Regions from separate parts of the Homo sapiens genome. Here region 1 is linked to region 2. Evidence: read pairs that join two places in POLR2A ChIA-PET (ENCODE). Cell type or tissue: OCI-LY7. All regions are shown on one strand. Each heading gives the region's core, and the rest is flanking DNA. Links, peaks and the distances in the headings are about the cores only. Region 1 has its middle 160 kb from the start of LINC02836. Region 2 has its middle 110 kb from the start of LINC02836.

Evidence for each region. ChIA-PET counts read pairs that join two places held together with the same protein. Peaks named below come from ENCODE experiments on the same cell type or tissue, not always from the same donor. Only the 100,000 strongest peaks of a DNase experiment are listed, where the experiment ranks them.
Region 1: POLR2A ChIA-PET joins it to region 2 with 5 read pairs; 2 of 35 experiments call an interaction of 5 or more read pairs at or near these places.

What each region holds. Positions count from the first base shown.
Region 1 is chr6:105,784,171-105,800,841 of GRCh38, reverse strand. No RefSeq gene overlaps it. Among named protein-coding and RNA genes, the nearest start is that of LINC02836, 160 kb to the right of the region's middle. In OCI-LY7, for the core only: CTCF peaks have their summits at 9,802 and 10,009; DNase peaks (open chromatin) are centred at 9,071 and 10,041; H3K4me3 peaks cover 905 bases; H3K27ac peaks cover 967 bases.
Region 2 is chr6:105,733,256-105,749,926 of GRCh38, reverse strand. No RefSeq gene overlaps it. Among named protein-coding and RNA genes, the nearest start is that of LINC02836, 110 kb to the right of the region's middle. RefSeq lists an enhancer at 8,599-8,893. In OCI-LY7, for the core only: no CTCF peak of the experiment used is centred there; a DNase peak (open chromatin) is centred at 8,496.

The sequences.
Region 1 (16,671 bases), core at 8,584-11,083, 49 kb before region 2:
CTGGATGATGCACGCAGCAAGCAGTGGATTTATAGTTATAAATTTCAAGTATCATTCCCGATCTTAGCACTTACTAGCTATGTGACTTGGGGTTAAATCACTCACTACCTCTTAAGCTTCAGTTTCTTCATCTACCAATGAACAATCCTTTTCCGACAAGATTGTCATGAAGATCAAGTGAGATCAGGCTGTCTAAGTGTTTTAAAGCCCATATAAAACTAAGAGTTTAGTAATGATCAGAGTCAGAACAAAGGAACTGGCATGACCTTAGTGACTATTGTTAACACCCACCACCTTGATCTACTTGTCTTTTCATTTCTGTATCCTTAGCACCTAGCACAGTGCTTTTCAGAGTAGGTTCTCAATAGATTTTTTTTTTAAATGAATGCCCATGTTATTAAAGTCAATTTTCATCTTGCTTAGGTGCTGGCTGGGGGAGTAGAAGTTAAATGGTTCCAAAACATTTCATGTGAATGTGAATGAAGGTGGTGGGTACAGAGATGAAAAGTGTTCCCCTCTTGGGGGGGCCTCAGGAAGCGAGAGTGGTTCTAGAAGCCCCTGAAGCTCCAGGCCTCTATATGGTGTGTCTGCCAAGCTCAGCCTGGCCTATCCCCTGGAGCAGATAGTCCTGATGAGATCTCTTGGTTGTGACTCTGTTACTGGGACACTGATGAGAGGATCAGGAGTGATACTTGGAATGATGCTCTGGGAGGCACACTGAGAAGAGTCGGTTGCTTTTGGAAAGGAGACAAAGAAAGTCAACTAGGCCAGTATTGGCCATAGCCCAGAGTCAGGAGAGTGGAGTTGGGTAGGGAGGAGATGATGATTGGAACACACTGTGGTCATCCTGGGCCATTGCAGCGACCATTGATGTGGGTGTACAGAATCTTCTGGTGTGCTCTTTCAGTTGTATTAACCAAGTAACAAAACACCAACCTCATTATGTGTTCATAAAGAAATCTTTTCACTGAAAGCATTCTTTTGAAAATTAGAACAGTAATTTAACCAACTTGTTTTTGTTTTGACCACCTCATTAAGGAATTATCTAATGTCAAATGGATTTGTAACCTTTGCAGAATAAATAAGGTTTTGATTTTATTACAATACTGTTTCCTACTCTTCCACATCCCTCTGAAAGAAATGGTTAATCAGCAGGAGCATATACTTTTCCTTTGTTCTACTGCAATTTATAGAAAGACTTATAAGGTGGTTTTTCCATGGAGATAGGTTTTTTCTTCCCTTCCTCCACCTACTGCAGAAAGTCATTGCAGGGAAACCTAAGGCTTATGACTTTCTTTGCTTGTAGGCTTTGTGCAGACCTGTTCACAGTCTCTTCAGCCTTAGGACTGTTGGGAGCCTAGAGAGACTGCTGGTGTCCGCTATACTTTGGTGGGATTGTCCTCCCTCAGCCAGCCTCATCTTCAGCTGTCACCTCAGCTGTCACCCACCATGAGGCCTTAGTCTTCCTAGGGTGGCATTTCAGTTGCACCGTGGATATGCTGGACTTCCTCCTTCTGTTGAGCATTTCTCAAAACAAAGCAAGACCTCTGTGGGAGGATGTGGGACAGCCTGAGCCTGGGTTGACAGTAGAACCTGGAACACTGGGAGAGAACACAAACAAGGACATTGCAGCGTGGAGAAAAAACTTGGCAGAAACAATGCAGATCCAATGCCTTGGCTTGGAAGAGGAACAAGGAATCCAATTATAGTACACTCTGTATAGAGAGTTTAAAAAAAGTGCTTTTGTTTTGCTTTAATCCCATAGAAGTAAATGACAGAATATGAACCAGATTGAGAGTGAGTCTTTTGTTCAAGATTTTCCTTTAGATGGTGTCAAGATGGAAAACATCTTTTTGAGCTTGAAGAATGCTCTAATTTGTAGAACAGCTAATTAAAGCTTCTTACAACCTGATTGACCTGTTGTGGTATTGTAAGAGCTAAGGAAAGAATTTACTCCCTACAGGACTGAAGCATCCTTATCCTATATATACTATGTGTCCTGTGTGCTATCCACCCTGGGGGGTGGGCACAATGTTCTAATGACCCTCAAATCCCTAGTTGTAGTTCCTTTCCTATAAGGGATGAGAGTGCAAAGGTACGCAACAGAGTAACAGACAAAAAGCCTGTCACCCACAGCTTGAGAATTGTATTTTGTCCATTTAGACCTATATAATCTATGCATAAGCGGATATATCGATATCACATGTAAATATATATTTATGTGCAAATACATAAGCATCATATATAACATGCAAGTTTTCATTCTGTAATGAGAACAAGTATCAAAGGAGCCCAATTCTTTCAAATATAAGGGGTTTAAATCAGAACACTTAAAACGTTTGATATTACATTCAGATTTTACATCAGTCGTGAAGAATCTGCTTTTCTCTCAAATTGTAATGACTGACTAGCATAACCCCTACCCTATGATCTTTCCTTGGGGCTTAACAATTAAGTGAGTAATGATCTTGGAAGGTTAAGCAGATAATATGATTGTGAAAACCTATTAAATCCAATTATTTTTTTTTCCGTGACCATGAAACACAATCTCTAAAAGCTGAGGTTGTGCAACTCCCTGGAAGGCTCAAGGCTCAGCTCAGTGTTGCATCTAATGAAAACAAAACCAAAAATAAAACACAAGTGATCCATGAGGCTGGCTCTTTGAGCCTCATTGCCTGTAATTGTAAACATCTGAACATCGGGATTTTCAGGAAAAGTTCTGCCCTGCAAGACATGCAGAAAGTCAAGAGAAACCCAGCCCAACCCTTGTTTTTAACCGATGACTCTTCTGGCTACTTGTCATGAGTATTCCAATTCAGATGAGAGAGGTATTCGTTTCTGTGTGGAAAAGCTGTCTGGCCTGGGATAGCAGATAGCTGTTGAATTCAGCTCTTCTGTAGATCTCCTTGGGCGACTAAGACCCCTCAGGTAGAGATTTCACCCTGGCATTCCAGGTCTCTGTCCTGGGCTCACTCTTGATGAGGAGGTGAGATGCTGACCCATATTGGCGCAGTTGTCACCTGGGCATGGGTGTTGTTCTTGGTGCCAGTTGCACCCGATACTAAGGAAAGGGTGAGTTATGCCATCATCACCAGTGTTGCTTCAAAGTAGGAGGTGCTCTAGTTGTCTGGTTACCTGTGTTGTCACAAGTTTAATAATCCTTTCAGGGTGGAGCTCCCACTGGTGAGTTTCCTTCAGATTAACACTGAATTCTCTTTGTCCTCTCCATAATGGTAATAATAAAAATAATGTTTCCTTTGCTAAAGGCATTAACTTTCAGGCTTAAGTTTATAACACATGTTTAAGCGATTACTGTGCTTATATATCCAGCTTCCTCCAGTCACAAGAACAATGGTTTGCAATAAAAAATATGATCCCTTTCATTTGTAGAACACATTAAGTTTTATGAAGCACTTTTACACCAACTATCTCCTGTGTCCCTCAGGCAAACCTGTGAGCTAGACATGGAAGGCATTCTTCTTGCCTCCTTCCCCCTTTTAAGAGAGGAAGGCTTTTGAGGTCCTGAAGATTGAGAATCAAAGGTCATCTGAGTAATAAGTGGACTTAAAATCTGTCTTCCAGTTTAAGGACTGGGTCTCTCTCTCTGTCTCTCTCTATCTCTTTCTTTGCCAATACTTTGAATGTTTGGTTGCAGAATTATTTGGCGATTTTTTTTTTAGGGCAAAAATGACTTGATAATACTTCAAGAAAACAAACACTACTAAAATAACCCTCCCGTAGTATTGCCAGATCTCCAGGTCTTTTGATTGATCTCAGTTATAAGGAAAGAGATTATGGTCTACCATTTGAGAGTTCTGAGAAGCAGGCTGATGTTGCTTTACTGGTCATTCCAAATATTCAGGGACCTGAATGCTCTTTATGAGTAGATTACAGGCCTTTTAGTGTTGTTTTCTACTTCAGGGATATACAGAGATTAGATTCACTGAATCTCAAAGCTGTAAGGGAAGTGTAGAGATTATTCCTACCCCCCGCTTAAGCATTACACTCATGAGAAAATTGAGGCCAAAAATACTAAGTCATTTACTCAAGGTCACAAGTTTGTCCAACAGGAGGTAAACATTATCTGTTAAAACTGTTTCTGTCTAAATCATGAAAGCTACCTTTCCTCCAATGCAGAATGTCATTTTTAATTTCAAGTTATGTCTGTCATATTCTGCCTAATGGGAATTACGCAGTGTGTCGTGGATGGAGCTTTTTGTATATTTTACCTGGAAGTGACAAATCCACTCCGCAAGTTACTATTATTATTTGAACATATCTTAGTGTGTGCATTGTGCTTTGGATCAGTGTCAGTCAATTCCCCTTGAGTGAAATGCTGGGCAAAGAGCAGAGTCGTAGGTCCAGGAGTCTCAGGCTTCACTGCACTGGTGAGAGGCTGGGTGTGGCCAAGGGCATTTACAGTAAGTGGGGCATGGCCTGGTCCGAGGGGCCGGGGTTCTGTGCTGGCCTGTTTGCTCTTTAGACTTCTGTTTGTCTAAGTTGTTGATCAACACCAAGGCAGAGACTGTTTCCTGACTAAGAAATCCCTTTGACATTCTGGCAATGACTCACGGAGTCACTTCATGCCTACAGAGTAGCCAGTGTCACCTTCTGGGGTTCTCAGCCTTTCTCACGTAGAGCACGTAAAACACAAGGAATCAAGTTGATCCTGTGTCAGCCTGCACTCCTGCGCTTTCTTCGGTGCCCTAGGCAGGACCTCAGGCAGCCTCATGCTGCCCCAGAGCCCCTCCCCTGCAGAGCCTTCCCCTGGCTCCCTGCTCTCCTCTCTCCAGCTCTCATCTCCCCATTGAATGGTCTGTCTCACATTGTTTTCTTCTCTACTTGATCCATTTTTTGTTATCTTTTTGCTGTATTATAATTTTCCTTAGGGTGGGATCCCTGACTGACACCTCTCTTATATCCTAGCGGAATACAGAGCACCTATTAAGTGCTTCAAAACACTTAGGGTTGGTTAGTTGCTGGGGTAATGAGAAAAGATGAATTTTCTGAGTCTTCCCTTCCTGCCTGACCCTCTTTTTGCTTTCCTCTCTCCTATCCTTCCTTTCACAAATGTCCATTGCAATAGGAGACAGGCACTGTACTTGGTTGGGGAGAGAGTAGTGAAGGAAGAAGATGTATCATTATGGAATTATTATTTCACCAAAAATTCAGAGCAGGGGAAGATCTTGTTTGGGAAAGGGGGATGAAGGCATTTTGTCTCATAATTAGAGATGAGTACTAGTTGGAAAAAGCCTGACTCCCTCTTTAATTGGGGAAGTGGAGGTGAGGAGGAAGGAGCACTGGAGTTGAGGACTGTTCAGGCTCTGACATGAGCATGTGAGAAGCTATGGGCAAGTTACTTTACACCCCAGAGCCTAGGGTGCTTCATCTATAAAACAAGGATGGTTGTGAGGATTACATTAGCTATATATAAAAATGCTTTTTTAGATTAAGCAAATATTTTACTTTAGTTGATGTTAAGTAAATGCTTTTTTTAAAAAAATTATGCTTGGTATTATGTTTGTGCTATGTGAAAATGCTTTTTAAATGTCTATTATACAAATGTGAATAGTTTTATTCTACAGGGCAAGTCACATTTTATTTTTCCTCACTGCAAAACTTGACTTGAATAGTTGCTACCTTCCTTTTAAGCATGTGATAATAGGTAATAGGCCGGTTCCTTGTGGGCAGAATTAAGAACTCCTCTGCGTGTCAGACGCAGTGCACCCCTGAAAGTACATTTATTTCCTTCACTGAAGCAGCAGTTTGCTAAGTGACACGAGTCATGCCTGAATGAGCTAATAAAGTTTCCAGTTGAAGTCACACTTGGAAATTGTTCATAATGCAGAATATAGTCCCATGATAATTTTTAAAAATGCAAAAATATTCTGGGTTGACACAATTTAAGGTAAAAAAAAATCTACATTTCGGAAACAGTAGAGACCACCCCAGTTCCCTTCCCTTTTCCCAGCACCAAAAAAAAAAAAAAAAAAAATCCCTGAAACCAGAAGAAGAATTCCTTCCAGATCTAGAGTGTCTCCCTCACTTCTTACATTTGACCATTCGCCACAATTTAGGGGACCCTGGCTGGGCCCAGGGGGCTGGGCCGCAGCATCCCAGGCAGGATGCTTCAAAGTCACTCACCTTAGAATGCAGCTAGAACTGGCAAATGCTCACCCCAGTTTCTCCACTGATTAAATGGGAGGACTGGTGCTGACCTGATTAATAATCTTTCTTTCTGGAATAATAATGAAAGATCTCTAAAGCCCTCCTCGTGAAACGTGATGCCAACACAGCAGGACCTGACTGTGAAACCAGTTCCCATGGCAGACAGCCACTGTAGAGCACAGGTCGCTTTCACTGGGAGCCACTCCTGGTGGCCTGTGTTGTAAGCCTCCTTCCCATTACATAAGAAGAGTGGCTCCTTCCCCAGCCGCAGCAGCACTGCCAGGCAGATCTCATGAACTGGTCCCTGAACTTTAGACCTTGCTTTCTCCGTGGTCACAGACAGACTGGCTCTCTTTAGAGAAAGCCTGTTCCTGCCTCCTTCCAAACTGCTGGAGTTCCCCTTTGCCATTCACAGGCTCACTGGTTTCAAAGGTGGTTTCTTTCTTTCTTTCTTTCTTTTTTTTTTTTTTTTGAGATGGAGTTTTGCTCTTGTTGTGCAGGCTGGAGTGCAATGGTGCTATTTCAGCTCACTGGAACCTCCACCTCCTGGGTTCAAGCAATTCTCCTACCTCAGCCTCATGAGTAGCTGGGATTACAGGCATGTGCCACCACACCCAGCTAATTTTTGTAATTTTTGTATTTTCTCCATGTTGGTCAGGCTGGTCTCGAACTCCTGACCTCAGGTGATCTGCCCACCTCGGCCTCCCAAAGTGCTGGGATTACAGGTGTGAGCCACCGTGTCTGGCCCTCAAAGGTGGTTTCTGTAAGGTAATTAAATCAAATCCAACTGAGTCATTTTCTGGTTTTCAAAAGCCATGAATGGCAGAGCAAAGCTTTTCAGAGACCTCTGGAGTAACAAGGGCACATTTGTCACACCCAACCAGTTTCCTGGTTGAAATGGAGACAATTATTGGGTGTTCATATTATAGTCAGCAATAGAGTGATATATTGACCACTGATAATATCACTTGACCTTCCCATTTCTGAGAAGTGCCTGGTCTGCCGTGTATAGCAAACTGCACTTACATAGAGGAGGCTAGGTGGTAGGAAAACATTTTCCCGATGCATTGGTCCTGAACAGTAAGCAATGCAGGTGATATTGATATTGCTGAGTTTAGAAGACTCTGTAGGCATTGATCTTCCCATCTGAAAAATGGGGAGGCAAGGGAAGATGATCTCCAAGTCCCTCCTAGGGTAAACAGGATTCTCTGAATTAGTGACAATCTTTTGGATTAAGTGGAAATGAACTCTGTGTCGATCTTTTGTTAGCAACTTGCCAAATGACCTATCTGGGCAAATGACTTCCTCATCTGGGCATTGGGCTTGTGTGTCGACTTCCTGCCCTCTGGTGTACATTCTTCTCCCTTCACTGGAGACTCTAGACTGTCAGAATGCCTGGGGGAGGGACTGGAAGCATCCGTGGGGCACCAATAGGTGTCTGCTGTTGCTACAGTGCAAAAGAACATTTCAGGGCAGGGTTAGCTGGATTTGTCCGTATTGCAGATGAGAGGGAGTTTTTAGGACCCAGTTCCAGCAATTTTTCCTCCTCTGCACAGGTGCCATGCATCACCTTTTCCTCCAATCTAGTCTGAACTAGATTCAAACTTCCCTTCACTCTCAAAGGGTTTCTCATGTCAGTGAAATTGCTGCTTCTGGGTGCAAGTTTCCTGTGCCTCCTACAGGTAACAGTCGACTGATGGTTTGAATCCAAGGGTCTCCCACTGACATGACTGCAGGGGTCAGGCAGTGTGTAGTCATTTCAGCGTGAGACTCTTGGATCCTTGGATCCTTTTGATTTACAACAAAGAAAAATGGGGCACCAACAGGCTGTTCCTATAAGGCATATGTGTTAACTGGTGGGGCAAGGAGGACTCTGTCCTCCTTTAGCATTTCTCCCTTTTGCACCCATTAAATAAGAGGAGAAAATGTGGCTGCCTGTTGGCTGAATATGACCTGTTGATATGTTTTATTTTGTCTACTTCCAGTTTAAAACAAACTCATATTTAAAAACTAAGAACATAACTTTGATTTAGTTGGCAACACATGTAAAGTCAAGATCTTAAATAAAAATTTAGATTTCCAGTTTTTCATGAAAATTTCTAGCCACACTGGGATCTCTATTTCTATAAGGTCACACCTAGCTGAAGCTCAGAGGTCGTTGTTCCCATGCAATGGTTCAGGCACTCTCCATGGTGACAGAACCCACCTGGCCCATTTTACTGTTTACTTTTTCTGCCTGGCCCTGGTGGTCATTTCAGTGTGAGACCCTTGGATTCAATTGATCAATTGACTGTCACCTACAGGAAGCACAGGAAGCCTGCCTCCAGAAGTAGCAATTTCACAGACATGAGAAACCCTTTGAGAGTGAAGGTAAGTCTGAAAGCATCGAGAGGGGCAAGGTTCTAGAGGGAGGTTCCATCTCAGGCCTTGGGCATCACACAGGTATTGGGCCAGGGCAGTGGGGCAGGCAGGCACCTGAAATTGAGCCCAACAGCACAAACGGGTGGTGCCCCAGGGAGGAGAACCTGCTTTCCTTCTCTCATGCCTTGGGTCAGCCCTGCGATTGCATCAAAGTCCAGGCCTCAGCATGACCTCCTAATATCAGCAGGGAAGTCTAGTTGGTACGTTCATCAATAAGGTAATATTTAACCTCCTATTTTTAGCTCTATTCATTTTTTTTTAAATTACCCTCAGCCTTCTTAACTATTAGAACCCATGAGTGAAGGATCATGCCCATGACTTCTTAGATTTTCATGCTCCTTATCTTTCACAACAGGGACCTTGGCTTAGCCAATATTTTCATGCCCTAATAACTGTAATCAAAGCTTGGCTTGGTCATATGGTAATAAATAGTTGCCCATCTGGGACAAGGCCCTGTAAAACACAGAACAGGAAATCCCACATCATTTGGAAAGTTGTACTTTTAGTTTCATAACTCAACTTTTGCTTAACAAAGATAGCTGTTATTGAAACTGAGCCTTTACAGCATAAGAAATGTACTTAAATATTTGTGAAAATCATGTCTTCATACAAAGTATTTTCCTATATGTCATCTTTTTAGAGTATCGCCCTGATCTGCTGAGGCAGGCAGAGATGTTATTATTATAAACAATTTATGAAAAAGAAAATTGGGGTTCAGGAAAATTTAAGTGACTTTGCTCATGTCTCACAATTAGGTAAACAGAATCATAACAGGTTCCTGAGGTTTCTGATTCTCCTTCCACAGATCTTTCCAGCCTCCCTCTGCTGCCTGTGTGTCATGGTGTGTGTGTGTGTGTGTGTGTGTGTGCACGTGTGTGTACAACACATACCAACACAGATGGATGCCAGTGCAGAGAGGCAGAGTTGTTGTTTTAATCTAGGAAAAACTTGCAAAGTCTTTTGATTTGGAAAAATAGCATATGTTTGCTTATAAAATATGTATGGTTACTTAAAATTAAAAAGAAGCACTCCATGAAAACTTAGAGAAAAGATTCCATTACATTGAGGGGATTATAGGACAAAAGACTTTATAAGCTTATTTTTCTTTATGGATTCAGGGCCTCTAACAAAATAGTGTTTTGATTAGTTGTTTATAAGAAAATGTCTATAACGTATGATGCTATGCAGGAAATGTTTTCCTTAATTGTTAAATATGTAATGACTATTTTCTATGTATAAAATATGCTAAAGAAAATTCACAAGTTCACAATTCTATTATTCAGCTACTGGTAGCAAATCTGCATCTATTTCCATAAGGCTTCATATTTCACCTAAACAACTCCATCCTCATTTCTTGTTGTTGTTACTTTATCAAAACAAACACAAAACAAATAGAACATACTAGACAGATTAGCAAGATTAGTTGCTTGGATAATGGCTGCCACTAGGAGTGGTATGTTCATCCTACCTCCTCCTTTCTCAAATTGAGATCATGGCTCTGCCTCTTTAACTTTCAAATCTACTCCACGGAGTTTGTTAGCCTTTTCTGCTTTCTGTTTTTTGCTTTGTTTTTGGCCAACTAGCAATGTATTAGAAACATGCTGAAAGCAAACTTGACTGTTCTATAGAATTATTTATACAGTTTTAAATATTTGACCAGTTTAAAATATTTTGAATCTTCAAAATGAAGACTTCTGTAAAACTTTGTGTGGAGATGGAAACTGTAGTGTATGTCTTAGGAAAATATTATTCTCATATAATTCTTATATAAATAATTCATACAAAATAGTATTCTTTATATAACTTATAAAGTAGAGGTGCTCGCTTAGTAGAAAAAATTACTTTGAAATGCCTAACACGTTTGTTTCAAATAATTATTTTGTGAGATTTAAAAAAAATCTAGATGTCATTTTTATGACATCTAGTGACCTTGTTTTAATCAAGTTTTTACAAAATCAAAATGCAATTTTAGAAAAACTGTAAACATCTCAACACTAAACTTGTTATTTTCAGGAAAGTGTGCTCTGTATTTGCTAGCTAAACATTTAGCCTTTTAACACAAAACTGGGGTTGGCTTGATCTGTGTAGGAAGTGACCTTCATTTACTACCCCTCCCTACTGAATTCTAGCTTAGTTTTCAGCTTCAGTGCCAAGTGTTCACAGTGTGAAGTCAGCTACAGAGTGTTAATAGTTCTTTCCTCATCATCAGGAACCAACAGGCTTTATATGATCATTTCTTCAAATTAAGTCTACAAAGAAAACGTTACCAAAATGTCCAGATTTCTTTATCTGCTCGTTTGCACCTCCTCATAGGAATCTTACTAATGCCAGCTTTAGCATTAATCTTTCTATGAGTTTTTTTTAAGTACACTTTAAAAATTCCTGATTCTGTGCATTTGATCATGTTATTTCCCCACTGGAAGGGTCCATTCTAGTTTTATTTTCCTGGTGGAAGCCTTCCCCTGTCTTCAAGCACCACCTCAAATCTCACTTTCTTCATCAAATTTCCCCAGGATAGGTGTTTCCTCTGGACTCCTATACAGTTTATGTCTAAATCATTATTTTGGCATTCAGCATTCATTCATTCATTTATCAGTTTTTAGGACACAAAGGTAAAGTAGGCAAAGATCTTTCAAGAACTTGTAATTTAATAGGGTGATGGCCTATACTTTTATTAATTCATTAAAAAATAAGCTCATTGCATATTAACATTGTTAGCATATTTGAAATGAAAAAATATTTCAGAACCAAAATATGAGTGAGAAGAGTGGCATTCTTTTTTCACTTTTAGTAAATGAAAATAGCCTAATAATTATGGCTTCATAAGAGAAAGCTGGACTCCTGGTCTGCTTCTGCATTCAATGCAATATCACAGATCATGTCACCTCTAGAAAAGTCCACTGTACACTCACGAGAAATGCAAATTAAAAGCAAATAACATAATTATATATCATTAGGTATTATTATAAAAATATTTTTTCCTTACTGGACTCCCTGGGAGTCTCAGTGTCCCCCAGAGGTCTCTGAACCACACTTTAAGAACTGCCAGTTTATGCTATACAGGGCTATTCACCTCTTTTGATGGATATTCTGTATTTGCTCTCTCATTAAATTGCTACCTCCACAAGCACAGGGATTGTGACAGGTGCTCAACAAAATGAATAGCTGCTGCTGCTGCTGATGATGGTGTTTGTGTGTTCACATTTAAAACCATATATATCCACACGTATATACATACCTGTGTATATCTATCTATCCATCTATCAGTTTATCAATCACGAGTGTTTTAGGGAGGTAAAGTTCACGTACTCGTAATACTGTTAAGTATTACTGTTAAGCTGTAGCTGGCTGTTAATAATTTGCGTAAAGGTAGTAACAGAGGTAATGTTAGTAATAAAGCTAATTACTCTTTCTACGAAGAAATTAGTCAGAAAGGAAATTCATGTCCATAGACAGGAAGGAAAACTAACAGTTGCACTTTGGCAAATTTTAAATTCCTAGGGCTTTTGGTACCACTTCATCATGTTCCTTTCCTGCTTGGTGACCGATGGCAGGTATGGTCAGATTTGCACGTGAATAAAACATACCTGGAAACCCCAGCCTTGAAATCTGCCATAGGAAGTTCATATTCTTTAGCAATTTCTCAGGTGAATTACATCAGGAAGCGCTTAACAGGTTCTTTCAGGAATCAGTATTAATATACCTTCCTTAAGGCTCAAAAAGAGAAACAAAATGTGCCCTGGCCACATATCCCTTCCTCAGAACATGCCATTCTTAGGCATGTCAAAGCAGGGCTGAGTCTCACATTATCTTTCTCCAATGTAAGCCTTGACCAGACTTGATTTGCTTCAACTTATACATTCAAGATGAAATGTAGCCACAAAGAGAACTTTAAAATCTTTTGGCACTTACAACTAAGTATTTATACATCAGTCTTTCTGGAGCTGATGTATTTCATTTCTATTTTGTAGGTGGAAAGAACAGGTTAGTACAGATTGAAATGATCAGACGCATGGGATGAAAAACCATAAACTTACACATTGTTAAAGCTCGAAGGAGTTTGGAGATTGTCTTGTGTGTCCAACACTCTATTTTACAGTAAGGATGATGAGACCAGAGATGTTAAGCAACTTGCCTGGGGACTGTGAGCTTTCTCTCTGAGTCTCTGAGCTGAAGGTCTTTTGTGTCCCGTTCTGTGCACCAGCCCAGTGAGTGGCTGTGTTGAGCCTTTCTCACAATCCAGGCTTCATCTCCCTTAAAGGCTGCACTGTACCGAGAGCACATGTTTAACATGAGGCATTGGGGACATGGTCTCTGCCGCCAAATGAGTGACAAGAGGTGCTTTTGCGTTGCTCTTAACAGGGCCACCATGCTTCTGAGTGAGGCTTTGAGCAATGTGTCCAAGAGATCAGGACACCGGGCAAGTGGTTCTCAGTGCTGGCTGCCCATTCCAACCTGCTGGGTTTGGTTTGCAAAATTCCAAGACTTTGGCCCCTATCAATGAAGTGAGAACTGGGGAAGGGGATATTGTGAGCATCACACTAGGTAGTTCTCGTGCACACAAGAGCATGATCTGGCCATGCTCTTTTCTCAGACCCTTGGTCTCTTCTTCCTCCAGCCAAATTAAGCTGCTCTCTTAGCCCTACAGGAGAGGCAGCACCCATCACAGGCCTTGCTTCAGAGTTTCAGGAAGATCTTGCTGAGTTAGTTGGGCAGAGAGTGCACTGCCCCTCAAGGCAAGTGACCACGCACCTCCGGCTTCGTGAAGGACAAGTAATTTTATGACACATGGCTTCCTGCTTGTCTGCATGCTGCCCACCACACCACACGCCTGGCCTTCCGTGAGCAGAAGTTTCACTACTGAAATCAGTGGGTGACCTTTCTCATTTTTCATACCGCCGGAAGAAGAGACAATTTGCTATCAAGTAGGTTTGCAAACAAGTTGGGTATTTCTGCAAGACAGGGAGAACCTAGTAATGGAGGCCTAAATGGGAAGCATTCCTGGGTACCACTTCATCATGTTCCTTTCCTGCCTGGTGACAGATGGCAGGTGTGGTCAGATTTGCACATGAATAAAACATACCTGGAAACCTCAGCCTTGAAATCTGCCAGAGGCCTTTGCCTTTTCACTGTTGGCTGCAAGAAAAGGTGGTTATTTTGTGAACATTTTCAATATCATTGTAACTCACTAAAGAAGTCTACCCACAAAACATCAAAACACTCTGTGTTCCCAGGCAACTGTTATTTGCTCTCTCCACTTTTATGCCAGAGGTGTTGGCGTCATGGAACGTGAGTAGGAGATTTCAACCTGTAGGGCCCAGAGTGCTGGCCCATCACAGCGACATGCCACCTCTTCCTCTTTCGAGAACAGCCCAGCATTTCAATGAGCGGGAGCTGAATGAAATCCTCATCTGGGGAAACCTCATGGGATAAAATGTAGGGAAGGCATCAAGCACAAGGTAAATCCAAACTTGGAGCAGAAGGGGTAACAGTGCAGGAGGAGTGGCACAGTCTCCAGGGAGCCAGCTCTGGGTTCCTTTTCCTACATCGGCTCCTCCAGGGTGTCTCCTCCCACCCTGGGTAGATACTCCCCTTGCAACACAGAGGAAGCTTCATACCCTTGGCAGCCAGGGAAGGTGCTCTGCTCCAAACTGCCCAAGGCTGATCTTGCATTTGAATGATCTAATGAGGAAGCAGAAGGCTTAGGTGCCTCTCCCCCAGCCACCATTCCCTTTAGGAAATGTAGTCTCATGGTTCTGATGGGAAAATCATGAAATTAAATATTGATATAATGAATTCCATTGCAGGAAGTAGTAATTTTACCAGTAGAAACTGTCATTTAATTATATATGCATACATGCAAAATAGTCAAAAAAGTAAGAGTCCATCAAATATTTAAAGATGTAAATTCTGATATTTTGATGTAAGTTATTAATTTTTTTCAGATAAACAGTAGAAGATACCATAAAAGTTTAGAAAATTTAGTGAAACAAATAAAAGTGATAAAAGTCTACTTATTTTCTTTCCCCCCTCTGTAAATTAGAAGATCACTATTATCTTATTTTAGTAAAACTCCGTCTCAGTTCCACTTTTGAAGAGAAGTTTGGGAACTTCTGATGTAATGGATAAACTACTAGACCCTAAGCAAAACCGTACTCTGTCTCACACTGAGATTCTGGTCAGTGTTCTGTTCTTAACAAGCCTGGTTGCTTTTGACAAAGTCTCAGCCCTGCTCCTGCCTGAAAAACGTTGCCCACACTCCTGGTCCCACGAACTACTAGCAGTGAGATTCAAGCTAAGTTGTCAGTTGCCTGGGAGGGACAGGAGAGATTTAATTGGAAGGAGAATTGTCCGGCAAATATTGTTTAATGATGGCAGAATAGAAACCAGTAGGCAAAAAGGCAAACTGTGGTGCTGATCATGAGCCAGAGCAACAGCTTTCAGGAGCTGATTTTGCACTGAAGTACCTGAGAAGAGAGCCTGAATTTCAAGCTCGAAGAGGAAGAAAAAGGCTTGAGACAACCCCATCAGTGCAGAAAACAAAACTCAGTGGGGAGAGAGGGGAGAGCAAGAGCAGAGAAGGAAGTTCCTAGTCTTGGGTCAGTTTTAATGACTTCCTCTAGACAAACTGAAGGACAAAAGAAGGAAGGCCCAAGCTAGCAGCGGAAAGAAGAACCTTGCTGGGTGTGAAGGGTGGCAGGGCACGGCAGAGTACCACTCAGGGCAAGACATGTGAGCAGATGCCACTGAGAGGTAGAGGAAACAGAACCCCATACCGAAATAGCATGGCACATTCATTCACTAGAAGGCTGTCCCAGGATAATGCCTGAAATTAGAACAAAATATAACATCAGGCCAAAGACATGGATGCTGTGGTGGAAAGAGGTTGGGCAGTGTTGTCCACAACAGACCTGGGTTGCAGCCCCAACTTCAGCATTTTATATCTGAGAGAGGACAAATTGCTTAAAACCACTCAGCTTCCTCATCTGCAAAATGCTGATGATAATCACCTCTCGAAGGTTTCTTATGAAGTTTGAGATCACATATACAAAGAACCTATGAAGATTCCTGTCACATAGTGAATATTGAATAAAGGGTAGTTATTAGCATCTTGTTTTGAATGAAATGGTGGCTGTGTGGAGGCTCCTTTTATGTCTGAACATCTCCGTAGGGAAGGAAACAGGAGAGTTGAAGGTAGATCTACCTGGGCCTATGAGGGAGGAGTCTGGGGAGAACATCAAGATAAACTGCTTAGTTATTCCATGTGGATACTGAGGGGCTGGCTGGCTAGATGCAGAATGCAGCCAGCTTGGACTTCATGGGCCACCAGCAGGGACACTGCGTTAGCACACAACCCGCCCATTAACCTCTTGGACAATGGAAAGTAGGGTGTGGGATCAGACCTCCAAAGGCAGGCTGTGAAAAGCCAGCAGTGAAGAAGCAGGTGCGGTGAACATAGTTCCGGCCTACATCCCCATGGGCAGCCTGAGAGCTCACAAGAGCTAGATGCAAAACATCCAATGCAGAGAGAAATGGAGAGGACAATGAAAGGAAGACTACAGGAGGAAGATTTGTAGCCAGGTCGGGGGTGGAACAGAAAAGCAAGCTAGAAATAAGCATCTGGCACAGGGTGAGATCAGCAACTTTTGATCTTTTACCTGTTAAAAGGTGATTTATGGTCTAAGAGAGTGAAGGTTGAAGGCAGAATTCGCCAGAAACACTCCCTGATGACTGTCTCCATGCAGGTCCAGGAGGAAAAAGAGCCCATGGAGGATGAGGGCACTGCCCTTGGGTGAGTGGTGGGCACAGATGCAGTGAGCCCCAGGGCAGCCGATCTGTGTCTGAGTTTACCATCTGCCTCTTACTAGCTGTATGACCCATTCTTAAGTCATTTCCCTGCTCCAGGTTGCAGCCTCCTGGCTACCCAATGAAAGAATGGAGCCAGAATATCATCTCTAAACATTAAAAAAAGACACCCCTTTTGGAGCAATACCAGAATCTCCTGTGCTCTCCCCTCCCCAGTTGGGCACATGGTCCTTTTCAATAACCCCCACCCCTAGCTGGATCATCACCCTGGCCCTT
Region 2 (16,671 bases), core at 7,062-9,561:
GAAGTGACAAACAAAAAACCTAGATGTCAGGACTCCAACCCAGCCCAGACTCATCCTACCACACTGTGGGTTAGTTATGGGCTTTGAGCCAACTTACGTACAGTCACAAAGATGATCCTCATCAAAAGAGAATTTTATTGAATTTTTCTAGGAATTTCAATATTTGCAGAAATGTATTCATTTAGGAAAGTTTTAGGCATTTCAAAGCCTATTCCCAATTCAAATCATTTATTCACAAATTTAGCTCATTTTACTAGAACTCAGTAAATTTCTCTTGAGCACTGTTGGTGTTGACAGGCAATAAATACGGCTCTAATATTTTTCATCATTTTATTCTCAAAGTTGAGTTTCTCAGCATTGCATGGAGAGATGTTTGTGGCGGGTCTGCTACAAATATGAGGGAGCGTATCATTCTCAATTTCTATACCCTGTCTGCCCAGACAAGGAGGGTGTTCACCTCCATATTTGGAATGAATTTTAAAATACCAAAATGCCATTTCAATTAGCCATGATACCTCCACCAAATATTTATGAATATATTTTAATTTGAGCCATTTCTTGAATGTCACTCTGGTTGACAACTCAGCCATGGGTGGCTTTTCAGATTTCTTCTGCATATTTGGGCATATTCTGGGAAGCCTACCTGTTTGAAGCACTGAAAACAGCAAGACATCATTAACAGTATTTTTGAAAGCACCAAACTGAGGCTGGAGTGAACATGGCTGGGAATGTGTTGCTGGTTACACAGGACCTTCTGTATTCAGGAGAACAAGCAACCCTGGCAACAACACTAGCTCTAGCTTCATCGTGCCTGTTGTCATCACAAAACACGGGTAGTGAGGGTTTACCTTCTTCCAGGCCAAGGCAGGGCAGTGACGTGCTCTGGTGTTAGGTAATAACTTAGCCAAGCATGTCATGGATAAGTGTTTCCTTTTCTGATGTTCCTCCTCCTCTGCCCCCACCAGCATGACTTACTGAAGTGAAATCTAGGGGAAAGGGAACAGAGACAGTGGGCCCTCATTCAAGGTGACACATCGCAGAATCAGACCCCAGTCTCATGGCATCGCTCATGCATGAGGCAGAGTGGGTTGTGAGGTAAACAAATGAATGAGATAAGAAATACCCGACTCACAGGAAGGAGGCAGGATTGTAGTGGGAAACCAGCCTCCAGGAGATGGAGAAGATCTCATTCTGGTTTCAACATTGCTGAAGATGCTCTTGAGTAAATCTCTTTAGAGTTTGGGCTTATACTTCTTGTCTATAAACTGAAGGGCCTAGGTTCTGTGTTCTCCTAAGGTTCGCGTGTGTTTGCGTGTGTGTGTGTGTGTGTGTGTGTGTGTGTGTGTGTGTGTGAGAGAGAGAGAGAGGGAGAGAGAGAGAGATAAAATGTGTTGTAAGGGAAAGGGATGAGGGTGGTAGTGAACAGAGCAGTGAGTTCAAGCTCATTTTCCAAAAAATAATAGTGAAAAATGTGTGAACTACAGACAATTTGCCTGGCACTAGGCACTTTACATGGATTATTTAGTTTAGTCTGTAATTTCACAAAGGAAGTAGTGTTGTCACAATTTTACAGGTGAGGAAAATGAGGCTTAGAGAATGTATTAGTTAGTTAGGGTTCTTCAGAGAAACATAACCAATAGGTTCTCTCTCTCTCACCCTCTCACTCCCCCTGCCCCCCGCCCACCGGCCGTCTCCTCTTGAGAGAGAAATTTTAAAGAACTGGCTTATGCAATTATGGGGGTTGGCAGGTCTGAAATCTGCAGAAAAGGCCAGCTGGAGACCCAGGGAGGCATGTACATTGCAGCCTGAGTCTAGAGGCAGTATGGAAGCAGAATTCCTTCTTCCTCAGGGGACTGCAGTCTTTTTCCTCTTAAAGTCTTCAGCTGATTAGATGGGGCCCACCCACATTATGGAGGATAATCTGCTTTCTTCAAAATCTACTGATGTAAGTGTTAATCACATCTAAAAAATACCTTCAAAGAAATACCTTGACCAAATATCTGGGTGCCATGACATAGTCACATTAATACATAAAATTAACCATCACAGAGAAGTAAAGCCCATGCCAATTAGCTGTAAAATAGAACCAGGATTTGAACTCAGACAGCCCTACTCTTCCCTCCTGTGCCAGTTGCCAGGGTGGCTTTGTGCAAATCACCCAAGCGTCTACTCCCAGAGTCTCAGCAGTAAAATGACCACAAAATTTCTGCTTTGTAACCCATAGGCTAAATGTATGTGAAGGTCTTAGCATGGTGCAGGTAAATGTCAGTAACATTAAAATGTAGAGTCATTTCTTACCCCTGCCCAATTTAAAGTAATTTCCTTAGGAAAGTAAATTAGTATAACTATTTTTAGAGGGCAATTTGAAATTTTTTAAAAATATAAAAATGTGAATCCTCTATGATGCTACAGTTTGGCTTCTAGGAATTTCATTTTGCAAATAGATAAAGATATAATTACAAAGATGCCCTTCCAATATTGGTTGAAAGGCAAAAAAAGGAAACAATCTCAATATTAATAAGGGGACATAGTATGAACTGTGAATCCAGTCTATGAACTAATAGACAGTTACCTTGGAAAGGTGTTCAAGACACGTTATTAAGTGATAAGAACAATATGTGAAACAGTATCTTGGAATAGTTCTATTTTGATAAGAGAAAAAAACTATATATGTTTATATATTGATAAACATAGAAAAATACTGATGTATACATATTAAATTAGTGTCCCTGGAGAGTGAGATTAGAAGAAAAGAAGAACTGTCTCTTTGTGCATGCTCTCCATATTTCTACAATTCCCGAATGTGTTACAATGGGGTTTTCCATTTATTTAAAGATGCATTTAGTTTGTTACTAAATTACCTTTTCAAAAGATATTTATTTATTTAAATTTACAAATAAAAACTGTTTATTATGTACAACATGCTGTTAGGAAATAGGTATACATTGTAGAATGGCTAAATTGAGCTAATTAGCAATATGCATTATCTCATGTCTCTTTTTTTGTGGTGAGAACACTTAAAATCTACTCTCCTAGCAATTTACAGAAATACACTGTTATTAACTATATAAACACCTTGTTCTACAATAGATCTCTTGAACTTACATCTCTTATCTAACTGAAATTTCGTATCCTTTGAAAACATCTGCTGATCCCCCACCCCTTGTTACAAAATTACTGATTTCATTTTGAAATGAGTCAGCTAAACAGAATAGTTTGTTTTTGATCTTAGTCTATTTTATTTCATGTTACATTGACTGCTTCTCCTCCCAGCCCCTAACAGTGGGTCTATACTAATTTGCATAACTTTGATAAAACTTTTATTCAAGAAAAGAAGAACAAGTCTCATGTGGCTTGTGAGAAGATGAAACCACTGTGACTTATAGGGATATTTTGGGAAGACAACTCCTAAACTTGGTCAACAGACAGGATGGCACTCATAGGGAAGTCTGTCCTGGCACTTCTTGCCCTCTGTCTGGCAAAACCAGACCTGCAGAAAGGGGGTGGCCTTTAGGTTAAGGAAATTTCTTGCTGACACCTGGAGGGAAAAGTTTGTGCCAGTGACAGCTTACTGGGATACAAAACCCTCACAGGGGCTCTGTGGCTTTCTGTATTTTGAGGAAGTGCTTTAAGCAGACATGGGGGGAAGTAATTTAGCTAGGAATGTTAAGCTCTCCGAGGGAAAAATAAAGGTCCTTCAATAATTTTTTTAAAGAGTTATTGTTTCCCTTTGTAACACAGAGCTACTAGGATACCATGATGGTGCATGGTGGCATTTGCTAGTCACTCTCCACATAGCAAGGCACTTTGCATTCAAACTCAAAATAAGAATTTTTGCCAATAGCATTTAAAGGGAAATAAATTTTCACATTGCTCTGTTTTCCTGAGGGCAGGGGCTGCAGTCTCTTCTCTTTATTTTAGTACCCACCTCAACAGCACTTTGCAGCTGGTGTGGTGGGTACTCACTGGTAAACTAAACTAACTAATCTGCAGATCAGTCTCTCTAGAAAATATTTATGACTCATATTTGATCCTGATACTCCCTTGCTGAAACTCTTCAATGTCTTTTTCTTGCTATGAATATCAAGTCCAGAACTCAAAATGTGTCCTCCAAGGCCTCTCATGCTGGGCTGATGGTCATCTCCTTGTTCTGGTTCCACTATGCAGGTTCTTGATAGCCAGCCTCCCTTCGGAATGGCCAAGTCTGTGCCTTTCTAAATTGCTAAATGTTTAGAACATCACCCCTGCCTATGTGACCTGGCCCCTGCCCACCTCTCAGACTCATCTCTGGCTCACCGTCCATGTAGTCACACACTCTCTCTTTTTGGTTTCTTTGAATGTGCTGGGCTTCAGGACACCTTGGTTCCCACCCAATCTGTGTCTTCTACTGGGGAATCTTCCCAGTTTTGTTCACCTAGTAGTTAACTCTTTCTCATTCTTCTGATCTCAGTTGTAATCTCAAGGCTGTAGGTGGCTTTTCTGAATCCATACCCTGTGATTAAGTTAAGGATTACTTTGGTACACTCTTAAAGCACACTAGAGTTTCCCTTAAGTATTGATCATAACTTTGTTAAGATGATTATTTGGGTAATTGTTTATGGTAGGCTCCTAGAGGCTAGGAAACTCATCTTGCTCTGATAACACACATGTTTGCCACACAGAAGATTCTTAACTATTTGATGCAGTGAAAGAATAAATAAAAGGTAGGCTAAAGCAATGTGAATGATCAGTTTTTTTTTTCCTAAAACTATTCAGATTCTATAAAAACCCTTGTTGAAGAAGACCTCTGATTCAAATGTTTCATGCATACTCATTTCATCTGTGTTTGAAATGAGCCTCAGAGGTTTCTTAGCTCTTTTACAGCTGGACAGATCTACTTGAAAACAATTTTAAGGGATCTGCTTTGCTTTTTTTTTCTTTTGACATTCTTTTTGCCACAGTCTCCTGATTACATTTCTAATCTCTGGGTCATAATCAAGTGATGGCTGAGTTTCACCTACATATACACGTTCTATGAAAACCCACAAGAAACCTAAATGAAAGGAAAAGCTTATCAAATTTCTTTTAGGCTCTGTAGCCTAAGTTGTTTTAGACCCTAGGATTTAAGCATGCGCTAATTTGTCTGTTTTGTTTGATCAAATTATACTTTTATACTACATCAATTATACTTTTCTGGTTTTATTTGAACTAAAAATATTTTCCCACATGAAAGAGTCATTTTGAGTAATACTGTAACAAACCAAAGTTTGCCACGTACATCCTGAATGCTATTGCCAGTATTTCTTCTTGTTTTTATTTTAAATTTGTTTTTAATTAGCTTTGTGACCCATCAAATAGCCACTTCCATGAGTGAACCCTATACTGCACTTTCCTACCAACTACCAGCCGATTCATTCAACATTAATAGTCATGAAAAAACCCCTGCACGAAAACTTACAACAAGCTCCAAACACCCAAATAAAACTCCCCAAACCAAATAAGCAACACATAAATAATTTATTTTTTTCAGAATAGAAACACATTTTTCTTTTGGATAATATCAAGGTTCACTTTTAAAAGATGTATTCATTTTTTACGGTTCTCTTCAAATAGAAATGACTGTTCAATGCTGTGACACTGAATCACGAGATAAAATCAAATCTCCTAAGCAGATTTTCATGTCACCATATGTGGAATAAAGAATGATGGTGAGCAAGAGAGAAAAAAACATTCCTCTTAGAGTGGGACAAGAGAAGAGGACATACAAAATAACTAAAAGAGCAGAAAGTACCCTGAATGCTATAATTTAGGCTGTGGTGAAAGTAAATTTGGACTTCCCTGAGCCCTGTCAGTGGTAGAAAAAACATGCCAGGTTAGCAGGAGGAAGGAGATGCTCTCTGGTTGACCCTAAGGCAGGACCCCAACCCCCTCCCTAGAGATCACAGGATGCCCCCTCTCTTGGGGGAGATTCCCATAGTGAGTTACTCATTAGACTCCAACTGTTTCCAAGATTTGTGAGTGTGAGGACAGGAAACCCAGAAAGGTCTGCAGAAGTCTGGTCAATGTGGCTTCATTTGAGAAGGAAAGAGTCTTCTCATGGCCTCAACCCAAGGCTTTCTTCCACCGTGCCCCGTCCCAAATGGGCTGAGAGCCGTTATGGGACCTCTACCCTGCCTGAAAAAGAAATTCTACAAAACCAGTCAGAACTTGGGGCTTATCTTACTTCTGCTGTAAGAGTGTGCTTGAAATTGACATTCAGTTTAATTCCCTTAAAACCTTAAAAATAATGACAAGGGGCTTGCTGGAGTTCTCCTATTGCCATACTACTGATGTAAAGATCCACAGCTGGGCTTTCTTTTGCCCTTCGGAACAAGAAATCTTGTTTTCAGGCCATTCAAGTCACAGTAGACGTTTGGCTTTTGTTGTTTCTGCTTTGACTTGCTAAAGAGGTAATATACATGGTGAATGAGAGAGGAGAAATACTTCCAAGTTAAGGCTGGTGGTCCCAACATTGCTATTGTTGTGAGGGCTGAAGAAAATCATAGTTTTACTCTGTGATTTTTAAGGTCTGTAAATGAACCCATATATATTTTTCAGTTAGTCCAGGATAGAAGGGTTAAAGAAGGAAAAGTCCACTGGTTGGCCAGGAATAAGACAGGCCATCTTCTGTGGAGGAGCAGGTCTGGGAGTCTGGGGGAAGCATGAGCTTGATGCCTAGATCCATCTAAAACACAGAGGCCCAGTTCAGAGATGGTGCATGGTGGCATTCGCTGGTTACTCTCCACATAGCAAGGCACTTTGCATTCAAAGTCAAAATAAGAATTTTTGCCAATAGAGTTTAAAGGGAAATAAATGTTCACATTGCTCTGTTTTCAAAGTTTTAACTCAACCACTAATATCAGGATGCTTTTGGTTGTAAAGAAAGAAAACTCAACTTCAAGTAGCCTAAGCAATAAGGAACATTTTTAGCTCACATAACAAAACACCTGAAAGTTGAGCGGCTCCAGACTTGCTGAGTTTAGTGTTGAAATGATACCATCAAGGTCCCAGATTCACTCCACCTGTCCTCTCTGTAAATTGGCTTGTCTTTTAGCTGAATTCCTTCATGGCCCCAAGATGGCTGCTATTTTTTCAGCCTCAGCGCAGACAGCAACATCCAGAGGCGGCAAAAGGTTTGTTTCCTCTTGTGTGTCTTTTATTGTCGGTAACGAACACTTCTGCTGAGCTCCCAGTATACTTACGTCTCACTGTCAGAGGGCAGAAGGCACAGGGAGGGGTAGCCATTTAGTCGGCAACAAAAATCATTTGTCACAAAATCAGAGTCAGCACCCTAAGTGCAGGTAGGCTTTCCTAGGAGGGAGTGGTCTTCTGATATTCTTGATTATACACAATATTTTGGCTTCAACATCTTTCTGCTTTCACAAAAACGGTGAAGTGATTTCTTTTTTGAAAATGAAAACTGGGAAGAGATGGATTATTGAAACCACGGGTTTTAGGCTTTACCTTAGGTGATTCTCAAAGAAGGGCGGTGTCAGAGTTTCCTTCTGAAGGGTGTTGGAGAGCTCAGTGTTTAGAGATGTGGAGAAAATACCTATTATATCTTTTCCCTCTTAAATTTGTTGAATAATACAAGTAGAAGTCAGAGTTCTATTCTCTGACCTCTCTCCAAAGGAAAATGTAAAACACTCAAGATGTTTATCAAAGACTACAGGTAAATTGAGAAGACTGTGGGGAACTTAACTTCGGAGGGATCAACGCCTAAAGACAGGGAGGAACGCAGACCCTGTGGAATCTGTAGATGAGGCAGCTGTAGTCTCTTTAGGTGACTTATTTCAGGGTCTAGCCACTCCCAGCATCTCCTTCCACTGCAGATCTGCCAGGTTGCCCTTGTTTTGCCCTCAGAGGTGGATATTCATTGATGTCCATCTGCTATGTAATGATCCCAATTCTCAAAAATGAAAAGAAATGTTACTGTGAGAAAATCTCAAGGGGAGGAGAAAACAAGAGAGAACAGAAACCTCAAATCTGCTGGATATTTCAGAATCAGAAGAGGTTAGTAAGCAAAAGAAAACTGAGAACAAATTTAAAAGTTTTATTTCTCTATTTTAAAGTAAGAGAAAATGTTATTTGTGATTTTGGGGTAGAAGCTGAATGGCTAAAGAGAGAAAATAGAGTATAGGATCCTTTATTTTCCAAGTTTTGATTAGAAAGAAAACGTTCAGATACTCAATACTTAAGTGGTGATTACATTAAAGACATTTAATTTTGTGTCTTTTTTTTCATCCCTGGATTCCCTAATTCCCCACACAGTTTTATTTTTAAAGCCTTTGTACAAGATGAAATGACCAGAGAAGAGCTGTTTTTTAAAAAGGGTTTGAAGTTTGTTTGCTTAACAAAGTGTTTGCAGTCATAATTAGGTTGCATATTAAAGTTCAAAACCAACTCAAGTTGGAAGTGACTGAAAATTGTTACCATCTGATGGCTTTGTGGGCGGAGCTTTCACAAACGACACTGCACGCACCAGGGAATAAAGGCCCTATTCTGAGCATTGCCCCAGGAGACTTCACGGGTCTGGGCGACACTCAGACTGCAGATTTCCCGTAGTGGCATCATGGATCTAAATCTAACTGTCATAATAGCATGGCCTTGATCTGCTGGAGTTGTCCCAGTTTGGTTTGCTCTTGTTGTTATTTTCACCTCCTTAGGGTTCTCATGTCTTATCTCTAGTCCACACATCTATCTGTGGAACTGCAGAAGCCATGATGAGTTGTAGCTCCCGGGCTCAGTTCTGCAACTCTCACCATGGAAAATCCATCTCAAAGCCAGGTTTTCTGAGAGAGAGAGAGAGAGAGAGAGAGAAAGAGACACTGATTAGGGTGTTTGGGATGAGTCAGCTCCTCATCTGTTGTGTTGAAAGGCAAAACTGTCTTTAATTTTAACAGTGCTCCATTTCCATCTTCACTGGCATATGAAGCCTATTTGGGAACAGAAAGAGGAGTTTTATGTGGTACATTTCAAACATCTTGCCTCAGGCAAGAACCTCACTGTTTCTTAGAGGGAAATCTCCTTATTGGCCTCCACACCTGAGTCTTTTATTTCTACTTAGGAGGAGACAGAATGATGGAAGCTTGTCTCTTCTAATGATAAGCACGAGGTAAGAATTAAGACCTAATACACCCCATGATGGGGCATAATTATGCAAGAGTTAGTACAAATGACCTTGATGCTTGGAGCCATCACAGGCATTGTACTTGCTGAATGTATCTGATTTGTAGGTTCAGTGTCAATCTGAAAACCCAGGTTTATATCAGATGAGAATGGATTTGTTTCTTTAATAAATAAAAATATAATATGATTGTATATTAAATCATCATTGAACCTGGAGCGATTTGAAGATAAATTTTGGTTATTAAGTCAGTTGTCTTCCTGAATATTGATGCATATTCCCTTTTATTTCTTTTAGGGTATTCTTCCAAATGCTTGCTAGTATAGCCATTCTGCTTAACAAAATAAAAAATGGGGTCAGAATTTGGAAGAAAGCTAACATAATGACAAAAGAAGCAGCTAAGTCTTTGGTTTTGTGATTCAAAACAGACAACAATTTTAAAACAAAATAGAAGGAACCATAAAATACAGGGTTGACTTTACAAAGAGCAGAAATGTTTTCTTGGTGAGTGTGAGGCTGCATTCAGAGGGAGGACAAAGATAAATAGATTTATTTTTAGAACTTTTCTTACAGCTAATTGTGGAATATTTCTTGAAAGTCTTCATCAAAAGCAGGTGCTTTCAGTTGTCCTTAATAAATTAATGTTGTCCCTCTTCCCTCTTACCCTAAAATACTGATATTGGGAAACAAGTAGACAGTGCTCATCGTGACACTCTGCATGGACCCCCACAATAAAGACAGTGGATGCATCATTTCAGTCAGAGAATAGAATCAATTTGACCAACGATATTAGAGTGTATAGTTTTGCAAAGTGACTCATTAACCATGACCATCTAAAAACCACTGGGATCTAGTAGTATAGCAGTAACACAGCCACAGGGAGAATCCCCAGCCCCAACATTTACACTGATATAATATCCCCTAATTCAGTGACAATGGGATTGGCCATATTCTAAAACAAATTTAATTACTTTGCTTAATAAATTTGAAGCTTTTGAGAGCTTATTACTTTTTAATATACTGCTGCATGACCCTCACTTGCAAAAATAAGTATATTACATACAGTCATGAAGTTGCAAACGTTTCAGAACGAATGGTCTTTAGAGATATTTTACAAAGAGATTAATATATTAAAATGCCAGGCTCAACAGACTGGATATAAGGTCAAGTTGTTACCTTTGGGAGTGAGGCTCATGGGAGTTGTTACTTTGGGAGTGCCTGGGGCTCATAAAAAGTTTTCCTATGGAAATCTCAGATGTCTATACCCTGTTCTTTTTTTTTTTTTTTTTTTTTGAGGTGGAGCCTCACTCTGTCGCCCAGACTAGACTACAATGGCATGATCTCTGCTCACTGCAGCCTCCGCCTCCCAGGTTCAAGTGATTCTCCTGCCTCAGTCTCCCAAGTAGCTGGGATTACAGGCACGTGCCATCACGCCCGGCTAATTTTGTATTTTAGTAGAGACGGGGTTTCACCATGTTGGTCAGGCTGGTCTCAAACTCCTGACCTCAGGCGATCCACCCACCTCAGCCTCCCAAAGTGTTGGGATTAAAGGTGTGAGCCACCGCACCTGGCCTACCCTGTTCTTATAACCATCTACCATTCCCCTTTAAGTTATAGCTCTTGCATCAAAAAGAGAATATTAGGGGCCAGGCATGGTGGCTCACGCCTGTAAACCTAGCACTTTGGGAGGCCGAGGTGGTGGATTGCCTGAGCTCAGGAGTTCGAGGCCAGCCTGGGCAACATGGTGAAACCCTGTCCCTACTAAAATGCCAAAAATTAGCCGGGTGTGGTGGCACGTGCCTGTAGTCCCAGCTACTGGGGAGGCTGAGGCAGGAGAATTGCTTGAACCCAGGAGGCAGAGGTTGCAGTGAGCTGAGATCACACCACTATACTCCAGCCTGAGCGACAGAGTGAGACTCTGTCTCAAAGAAAAAAAAAAAAAAAAGAATATTAGGATAGAAACATCCAGCAAAACTCCCCCTGTTGAATCTGTTGTTCACTTGAAAGGACTGAAAGGGGAATGAGTAACATGGCAGATAAGTCCAGGGGAAGTGCATAAACCCAACTCTTTAAATTCAGAATCGAAAAGGAAAAGTCCAGTAGCCCTTTGTTAAACTCCAGTCATGAATGCTACGGAGCAATAAGTGAACAATGGAATTAACCAAAGTGAAAAATCTATTGTAAACAGTTGATCAAATGAGCTGAACATGGTATGGTGCAAGCAGAAAACAACATTACAGCATTACATTTTTCTCACATTGAACTTTTACTTCTCTCCTGGTAGATTTTTTTTTTTCCTTCCTCTAAACAATATCTTTGGAAGATCCCTCACCAGTTCCAGGTACTTTCAGGCTGGGCCAATGTCAGGTCCAGTTATACCAGTTACTTATGGCCATTGTACATTCTGATTGGCCACTACCTGTGCTATCCTAGCTGGAGAACATACCAAATATCACCCTTGCCTTCTGATATTAATGACCAGTTATGTTTTCAGCAAATAAAATGTCTAATGTATCAAAACCCTGATTTCATGTCAATTCAAAGCTTTCACCCCTCCATACCACTCAGGCCTGACACAGTCTCAGAAACCTGTGGTACAAGAAATGGACATGGTCTCTGTAATATTTTTGCACTACCTTTGTGATACTTCCAGCTATGTTCTACTGTAGGTCCTCCAGAGTAGAGACAAGGGGGGTGGGAAATGAGGTGAGAAAAGAGGGAAAATGTTTCTTACTTGGCCAATGCTGCTGTTATCTGGCAATGAGGCCCTCATTGTAGCAGGAACCCAATTATGGGTCCTTTCTCTTGTGGGGTGCTGTGTTGGGAAATCCGAATCACCCACTAAGCCTGTTCCTACCTTACTTTTACTAAAAGAGATTGAACAGATGAAAACTACACTTCCTAGACTGCTTTGCAGATAGGTTTCTATTAAATAGATGTGAATTTGTGTCCCTTAGATTCACTTACTAGGAGATTTGGAAGGCAGGAATGAGGTAGAGGTCATCTTCCTGAGCTTCAGGCTATGATTTCTTTTGTTTTTCTTTAAATTTTTATTTTTAGTTCTGAGGTACATGTGCAGGAAGTGCAGGTTTGTTACATAGGTAAACGTGAGCCATGGTGGTTTGCCACAGCTATCAACCCATCACCTAGGTATTAAGCCCAGCGTGCATTAGCTATTTTTCCTAATGTTCCCCCTCCCCAAACTCCACCCAGCAACAGGCCCCAGTGTGTGTTGTTCCCCTCCCTGTGTCCATGTGTTCTCATTGTTCAGCTTCCACTTATAAATGAGAACATGCGGTGTTTGGTTTTCTGTTCCTGTGTTAGTTTTGCTGAGAGTAATGGTTTCCAGCTCTATCCATGTCCCTGCAAAGGACATGATCTCATTCCTTTTTATGGCCGCATAGTATTCCATGGTGTATATGTACCACATTTTCTTTATCCAGTCTATCATTGATGGGCATTTGGGTTGATTCCATGTCTTTGCTATTGTAAATAGTGCTGCAATAAACATATGTATGCATGCATGTATCTTTGTAACAGAATGATTTATATTCCTTTGAGTATATACCCAGTAATGAGATTACTGGGTCAAATGGTATTTCTGGTTCTAGATCTTTGAGGAATCACCACACTGTCTTCCACAATAGTTGAACTAATTTACATTCCCAGCCACAGTGTAGAAGTGTTCCTATTTCTCCACAACCTTGCCAGCATCTGTTGTTTCTTGACTTTTTAATAATTGATATTCTGACTGGCATGAGATGGTATCTTGTTGTGGTTTTGATTTGCATTTCTCTAATGATCAGTGATGTTGAGTTTTTATTCATATGTTTTTCGGCTGCATGAATGTCTTCTTTTGTGAAGTGTCTGTTCATGTTCTTTTCCCACTTTTTAATGCGGTTGTTTTTTTCTTGCAAATTTGTTTAAGTTCCTAAATATTCAGGAATATTAGACCTTTGTCAGATGAATAGGTTGCAAAAATTTTCTCCTGCTCTGTAGGTTGCCTGTTTGCTTTGATGATAGTTTCTTTCACTGTGCAGAAGCTCTTTAGATTAATTAGATAGCATTTGTCAATTTTTCCTTTTGTTGCAATTGCTTTTGGTGATTTTGTCATGAAATCTTTGCCCATGCCTTTGTCCTGAATGGTATTGTCAGACTATGGTTTCTAACAAGTGAGATGATGGAACCATGAAGTTTTGGGTGGTAATTATATATTGATATAGGTTCATCAGTTGTAACAAATGTACCATTCTGTTGTTCCTGTGTCCACCTGCCATGTTCCCATATGGAGAGAAGTAGTGGTGGATATGGCTTCAGCTTCTAACTCAAGAGGTAGCCTCAGAGGTACGAAGTCTCCCAGTGGGTCAGTTCAGTATCACTCTGTGAGTGATTCTGGGAGGCTTGCTCCTTTAGCTCTCCCTAAGATTTTGTAAGCCCCTGTATTAAGTAATGTAGGTGCTTTTGGGGGTTCTTGATGAGACCACTCCCTTCCTCCCAAGACAACCTCCAACATTGCTATTCCCTAGGGCAGGTTATATTCCTTTGTCCGATTGCTTGCCATGCAGCCCAGCTCTTGCAACTGACGGGACACCCACAAAGACTTCTTCTATTCTTGAGACTCGGACTCTTCCAGTAAGAATTAAACACTAGTCTCCACGTTCCAGAAAACGCAGGCCAAATTTTCCCAAGAATTATGTAACCAACCAGGCTCTGCTCTGGACCTCTGTTTAGAGAGGGTTGTGGGAGAAGATGGGAGGTGTATGAGTGCGGTGCGATGTCAGTATTCTCTCCTGGCAAGACCCACACCGTCTACAAATGGTTTTTGTAAAGGCCCCCTTCATTTGTTTTGAATTAGGGGGAGCACCTCCCTCTCCTCTAACAGGGCTCTTCAAAGTAATACTCACTCTCTTCCTCGTCTGATCAGACTGAGGTAAGGGCCACCTCCTTGGTAAGCTTTGAAGAGATGGTTTAACATCTCTCTTTAGAACATGGGAGTAGTTATCACCTATGATTCTCAGCTTTGGGACCTCAGCTGAAAGGAAGGTAACAGGAGAGGTCTCATTTAGCATCCAGTTATACTACTGTGTCTGATTTTCCAGATGGGAAGCCAGTACCCTGCTTTGAGGATTGTTTGGGGCAGAGTAGCCTGGGTCATCAGCAAGATGAGAATTGTCTTCAGCGGTATTGAGTTAAAACTACCAATTCAGGACAGCTTGCTAACCCAGGTGACCATGTTTCTTCTCCATGCCCCTTCTCATTCCAAACTTTGCATTTTAAAAATTATTCGCTGGATTTTTTTCATGCTTATATGGTTTGTATCAAAAAGTTAATGGCAAAATCTGAGACTGAACCCAATGGGCAAAAGATCTTTAAAATTTACTAGTCATTCAAGAACTAATGTGACATCTGAAAGCAAACACACACACACACACACACACACACACACACACACACACACCGAAAAACAAAATCCAGGAAGGCTAGGCTTTTATAAAGGATAGAATAACAACTAGTCCATGTGTATGTGCCTCAGTTTCCTAAAGTAGAATGAGTGGATTAGGCCACCAAATTTCCTTTCAGTCCTAACGCTGCATGGCTCTCCATAAGCCAAAAGAAAGGCTAAACCTTAGTTAACTCTAAGGAAGCATTGTTCTCTTCCCTCAAGAGCTCAGATAAGCTAAAAATAAAACAATACCCAAATGACTTGAAAACTTACATTCATTCAAAAACCTGCACGTGGATGTTTATAGCAGCTTATTTATAATTGTCAAAACTTGAAAGCAATCAAGATGTCCCTCAGTAGGTGAATGGATAAACAAACTGTTTTATACCTAAGAAATGAAACATTATTCAACACTAAAAAGAAATGAGCTATCACGCCATGAAAAGACACGGAGGAAACAAATGCCTATTAATAAGTAAAAGCCAATCTGAAAAGGCTATGTACTGTATGATTTCAACTATATGACATTTTGGAAAAAGCAAAACTATGGAGACAGTGAAAAGATCAGTGATTGCCAGCAGTTACTGCAGAGGGAGGGGTCAATGGGGGGAATATAGAGGATTTTTAGGGCATGTATGGTACTGCAAAGGTGGATACACATTTGTCAAAACCCTTAGTTTCACCAAGAGTGAACCCGAATGTAAATGATGAACTTTGGGTGACACTGATGTGTCAATACAGGTTCATTAATAGTAACAAATATACCACTGCTGCAGGATGTCAGTAGTCGGGGAGGTTATGGGGGAAGGGGGCAGGGACAGAGGTATATGGAAACTCAGCGCATTCCACTCAATGTTGCTGTGAACCTAAAACTTCTCTAAAAGATAAAATGTATTGACTAAAAAATACTAAAATAATAGTTAAACCCACATTAGGCCAGGTTTCTTGAGAAATTACATAATAGGTCAAATACTTTGTTGTAGCCCCTGTTTAAGTCAAGGCACTTCTTGTATCACAAAAGGCAACATGGCCTGGCCATCTTTTGCCAAATATTTTCAGGAAAGAAGTCAAGGAAGCACCCAAACTGGCAGGTTAGAGATGAAGCATGAGCTGAAATCCAGAGATCTTATAGCAAGAAGTAGCAATCACCCTGTTCCATTTTCTGAGAAGTACAGTTTGAACTTTGAAAATGGCTGTCTCCAGAGTGGCAATTAGTTGAATGTTGGTCCTTGGCTCATAATGCTTATGATGAAAAAAATGATTGAATAGATAATAAATTTCTAAGGTATTTACTTTGCTTCCAGAATCATGTTGAAGCATCCCATTTTCTGTTAGCCATATCCACCCTTTAATTAGATGAATTCTCTTGGTGTGTGATTCAACGGACCTGGTAACTTGGAGTTTTAGTCTCTGTCGCATTTCTGCTGAATATTCCTAATGCACATTAAATTGAAGACAAATGATTTTTACACCTCCATTTTTATTCATTTAAATGAGAATTGTGAACATGAAGAACAGTGTTTTAAGAATAATTAATTCGAGTAATCAATATTCCAAGTGTTAAGTATATAGCCTCATGATGCCCTCTAGTGGTTAACCCACAAGAAAAGTGCCTCTGAAGTTCCACAGAAAACAGAAATTTTCCCTTTCTAGAGGTAAGTCTACCCATTCAAGTATGCTGTTATCTTTTATTTCTCTAACGAAAGCAATGGGGTTTTATGTTCAGTTGATGTTGCATTATTTTCTTAGTACTGCAAAGATAAAGACACATCAAGTTAGTAACAGTAATTGTGTCAAAAGCATTATAACCATTAAGTAAGGGCAATGGGTAGATATGGCCCCACTACAATTGGATTTATTGCCTCAGAGTACAGGAATACATCCCTTGGGGATAATGAGAAAATTCTCCTGGGATTGATTAATCTGTTATTGTTAATCCTTTTCCACCATTGAAATGGCTGTCTTGGAAGTGAGCTGTGATTCTTAGGCAGGTAGCGGCACTATTCAAGAAAGAAAAGAATAACTACTAGGCCCAACTAAAAATAAAACAAAAAAATGGACCTACTACTTGATACATGACTTA